Linked DNA regions of Homo sapiens: region 1 is linked to region 2. Evidence: read pairs that join two places in POLR2A ChIA-PET (ENCODE). Cell type or tissue: MCF 10A. All regions are shown on one strand.

Region 1 (2,500 bases), 91 kb before region 2:
AGCAGGCACAAGAGGAACCCAATGTATTCATGATGGCCCCAAAGAGGGTAAAACTGGGGCCAGCACAAAGACACTCTTACCTCACCTCTCTCTACTTCCCAGACATCACGCCCAGGGAACCTGCATGCACCCACCCTTGTGGGACACAAAGCCCCAGATCTCCAGAGGACAGACCTCATAGAACACCATGGTCCACCTGCTTCCTGGCAGGGTGGAGATACCTCTCATGGGCCTCTCTGCACCAATCAGCCTCCTCTGCCAGAATCAAGAAGCCCTGGATGAGCTATCTAGACATCACCTGGTCAAACCCGTTCTGGAAAGGACAAGGAGAGTACTGGCACAGAAGCCACCAGGTGGTAAACATTTCCTAAAAGTTGGCTAGTGTTAACAGTGGTCTACGGTCTCAGCAACACGAAGAGTTCATCTAGAGAAGAACCAGTCATCAGGGACAGCTTAAGTCTCATCTTATGCACATATTGTTGAATTTGTGATCCTGAAGCAGTACACTGAAGGGGACTCTGAACCTAGGACAGGTTCTGGTGTGGCACACCAGCGTGGCGCAGTCTAGCATACACAGTAAGGGCTATGATGGGCAGGATGGCCCATCTGTCATCTGCGGGTCAGGGCTGATTACACATCTCACTCTTCTATCAGCCATGCCTAGCTATACCTCTGGCTTTGGTCGCTGACATCACAATGACAATCCTGTGGGGAAATTAATCCTGGTGGCCCACGGACAAGACCGTCAAAGAGAACACCATGGGATGACCACTGGGCCAGTGGGAAATAGCTCTGACCACCCCCACACAGGCTGCCTTGCTCAAAACTACTTCCCTGACATGCATCAATGTGCTAAGCCCTGTCACCTTACAACTGAAGTCTTTTTTGTTGTTGTTGTTTAAAGACAAGGTCTGGCTCTGCAGCCCAGGCTGGAATGCAGTAGCACAATCTCGGCTCACTGCAACCTCCACCTCCTGGCGCATGCCACCACACCTGGCTAGTGTGTGTGTGTTGTAGACAGGTTTTTGCCATATTGCCCAGGTTGGTCTTAAACTCCTGGGCTCAAGCGATCCACCCACCTCAGTCTCCCAAAGTGCTAGGATTACAGGTGTGAGCCACCACGACCAGCCACAGTTGTCTTTTTCCAGCTCCTGTTTTTTGTTTTTTGTTAGGGACATAGTCTCACTCTGTCGCCTAGGCTGGAGTGCAGGGGCATGATCTTGGCTCACTGCAACCTCCACCTCCCAGGTTCAAGCGATTCTGGTGTGCCTCAGCCTCCTGAGTAGCTGGAATTATAGGCGTGTGCCACCACACCTAGGTAATTTTTGTATTTTTTAGTAGAGATGGGGTTTCACCATGTTGGCCAGGATGGTCTTGAACTCCTGGCCTCAAGTGATCCACACTCCTTGGCCTCTCAGAGTGCTGGGATTACAGGTGTGAGCCATTGCACCCGGCCCATCTCCTGTTTTTCATTTGTTCCATAACTGCTGAAAATCAACCATCTACCAAGCACCAGGTAAGTCAAGAGACAGGACTCAGATACTGAGACAGGCGAAGTGGCTCACACCTGTAATTCCAGCACTTTGGAAGACTGAGGGAAAATCACTTGAAGCCAGGAGTTCAGGACCAGCCTGGGCAACATAGCGAGACCCTGTCTGTCCCAGCTATTTGGGAGGCTGAGGTGCGAGGATCACTTGAGTACAGGAGTTCAAGCTATGATCACGCCACTGCACACTGCACCTCAGCCTGGACAACAGAGTGAGATCCTGTCTCTAAAAAAATACAATAAAATATTAAACAAAACTCAAGACACTGTCCTCAAGGTCACAATAGAGAGAGGCAAAGACAATCAAGCCAGTAATTGCCACAGGGTGTGACTAGTGGGGGCTGCAGCTGTGGTTTCACCACCAATCCTGAGGCAGGGACTCACCCCTCATAGACCCTGGTGAACGCCTCATGGAACCCTGCACTGAGCCTTGCACAGGGAGCACTCACTAATAAGACACCAAGTGCCAGGAGGCATTTGAAAGATGGTGAGAAGGAGGTGTGAGAAAGCTCCAGAGTTTGAAAGGGACAGGAGCGGACCCTCCAAACACGGGGAAGCACTTTCCGCGATTTCTCTCCCTGCACTATCAATGACCAGGGCACAGGCAGCCCACGATCACTTTCGAATACAGGTGCAAAAAAGGGCAGGTGAGCCCACGTCAGCGTGTTAGCTGCCAGATCTCCAGAGGGAGGCTCACCCCCCAGGGAAGAGAAGGGTACCCAGGACCCTGAGAGCCATCATCACTTCACAGGCAGATTCCATCTGTCCCCACCCAGAGTCCACAGGAAAACAGACTTCTGGTAAAAATGCCTCGGCTGTACATTCAGCCCACCAGTTCTGAGTATCTACACGTGGACAGGCACCGTGGGTTCAAAATCAAGAAAAACAGCCAAGGCCTCTGCCCTCAGAGAGCCTTTGCAGTTTCCCTACTTTACAGAAAGTCAACCTCAGGGG
Region 2 (2,500 bases):
ACTGACCCTATCAGAGGGAACCAAGTACAGAATTTTATAGATATGAAAAAGAATGGTATATACAGGCAAATAGGCAGGGTTATCATAACTATCGGCGCTTGGTTTAAGCAACAGAAACCCTCTCAATCTGACTTAAGTAAAAGGAGAAGAAGTTGTGAGAAGCTAGTGATATTTATTAAATTCTAAGGTCAGGAAATGCAGTATGGCCTCATGAAGAGCAGATACTCAAGGACCAAAACAACTTTATTCCTCTCTCTTTCTCTGTCTTCCTGGTCTGCCAGAACTGCTTCATTCTTCTCTTCTCTGCAGATCATTTTCTCTTATTGTAGTGTGCTTCTGAGTTCCCAGTTTTCATTAGCCGGGCATGATGGCATTTGCCTGTAGTCCCAGCTACTCGGGAAGCTGAGGCAGAAGAATCGCTTCAACCCAGGAGGCGGAGGTTGCAGTGAGCCGAGATTGTGCCACTGCACTCCAGCCTGGGCGACAGAGTGAGACTCCGTCTCAAAAAAAAAAAAAAGTTCCCAGTTTTCATGGCCTTGGTCTAGGTGACCATCAGGACCAATTAGTATCTCTGAATTTTAATTATAGACTCCTGGGAAGGAGGATCTAATTAATCTGCCTGTCTCTGGTCTAGTCAGCTACAGTTGTGAAGGTGGGTCACATAAGGGTGTTGGAGCTCACCCACTTGTTGTGGGGGCATGTTTCTCAGGAACTCTGGGCTGGGGAGATATCCTAAATGGTACTTTGGTAGTAGGGGAGAAGGCTATCACCATGAACTTTCTGACTGAGCCATAAGACTGAATGGGTGGTAGTAGGACAAACCAAAACAACAGATTCATGAGAGGGCAAGTTATTAGTTTAGTTTTGAATCGATTGAATTTGAAGTGCCTATGGGATATTTATCAACAAATATTTATTAAGTCCTACTTTGTGCCAGATATTGTGCACAGAAGTACCATAATAATCACTAGACATCCAGATATCCAGTAAGCTTTTGGGTAATAGATCTGGAGTTCAGTTGAGAGGTGTGGGTTAGAATGATTTGATTATATTTAGTGACTTAAGAAGTGTTTAAAATCAGGTTAGTAAAAGAGAGAGCTTTGAGAACTAAGGTTGTCAGACTGAGGAACACCATCTTTAGGGGGCAGGTAGAGTAAGAGGACCTGTAAAAGAAAATGGTCATAGAAATCAGGGAAGAGCAAGGAGAGAAGGGAGTAGTTAGAGGGCTGAATGCTTTCAAAAGGCAGAATGAGTTAAGACTTAGTCATGTCTCTTGGATTTGGCAATCGAGAGCCCATTGGTTATTTGCTAGTATGGTTTTAGTTGAGTTCTAGGGAGAGAGATAGATTGAAATGGGTTGAGCAGTAACCAGTAGGTGATGAAGTTGTTTCTGAAGAGTTTTGCAGAGAAGAGAAACTCACCTCACAATAGAAGAGTATAACAGTGCAGCTGCTGTTGAATAACGGGAGATTGAATGCTTAGTAAGTTGATTAGAGGTTGGGGGTGGAGTTAAAAACTAAGCTATATTCAGGTATATTCCTAAAAGGAATCTTATTCAGGTGACCTTCATGATGAATACAGATGATCGAATGCAGGTTTCTTTCTTTCATTGTCCCCCCAAAAATAATGGGGAAGGGACAAAAATGTAAACACACCTTTTTCCCTAGGAATTACTAAATGTTGCAACATTTTTCTCTTACGGAATTTAACTCAGCAGTTCCCCCAGTTTATTGAAAAGTACTGCAGCCTGTTGTTTTGTTTTGTTCTGGTTGCCTTATTTGCAGGCCCCTAGAACTTTGAGTTGCAAGGCTTAAGGTTTGAGAAGGTGCAACAGACATGAATTTTTTTTTTTCTTCATTAAGAAAGATGATTTGGGTCTTAGTGTATATGATTCAGAATTGTTCTAATTCCAGTAATATCCTTTAAAGGGTAAAATTCCAGTAATTCCAGTAATAACTTTTAAAGGGTAAAATTCTAATAAATTCCAGTAATTCCAATAATGTCCTTTCTTTAAAGGGTAAAAATAGTGATGAGTGGAAATAGACTTTCAGTTAACTATGTAGCAAATAATAATTATGAAAACTTTTGATCAGCAGTTTGTTTAAAATTTTTTTCTTGCTTTCCTAGATTTTACATGCTTTTAATTCAAGGTTTGCAGATAAATGATTATGTGTGCCATCCTGTCTTGGCCAGCGTTATTCTAAACTCTCCTCCTTTGTTCTGCTGTGACTTGAAAGGGATTGATGTTGTGGTTCCTTACTTTATTTCAGCTCTTGAAACCATTTTGCCTGACAGGTAAGCTATCATTCTCTGCTATTATATCAACTGTCTGATTTGGCCTGGTCTGTTGGTGCTTCCTCCCCAGTTTCCTAATGTATCCTGTCCAGTTGTCTTCATAGTCCAAGAGAACTCAGGCGACATTAAATGAGTGTAGTGTGTCCAAACCCACCTCATCCCTGAAATCCTTCAGTTCTCATTTGTCTGTGGGCTTGTTGAATCG

The links. ChIA-PET counts read pairs that join two places held together with the same protein. Peaks named below come from ENCODE experiments on the same cell type or tissue, not always from the same donor. Only the 100,000 strongest peaks of a DNase experiment are listed, where the experiment ranks them.
Region 1: POLR2A ChIA-PET joins it to region 2 with 6 read pairs; 8 of 35 experiments call an interaction of 5 or more read pairs at or near these places.

The regions. Positions count from the first base shown.
Region 1 is chr20:38,431,820-38,434,319 of GRCh38, forward strand. The region is part of intron 1 of LOC124904958; the gene reads left to right. All of the region lies in intron 2 of SNHG17 (small nucleolar RNA host gene 17), which reads right to left. It overlaps SNORA71D (small nucleolar RNA, H/ACA box 71D), which reads right to left and starts at 2,180; the gene lies at 2,043-2,180. RefSeq lists an enhancer at 1,902-1,981. In MCF 10A, no CTCF peak of the experiment used is centred here; no DNase peak of the experiment used is centred here.
Region 2 is chr20:38,522,651-38,525,150 of GRCh38, forward strand. It overlaps RALGAPB (Ral GTPase activating protein non-catalytic subunit beta), which reads left to right. Exons shown (of 30, transcript NM_020336.4): 11 at 2,128-2,295. Among named protein-coding and RNA genes, the nearest start is that of MIR548O2, 7.3 kb to the left of the region's middle. In MCF 10A, no CTCF peak of the experiment used is centred here; a DNase peak (open chromatin) is centred at 1,281.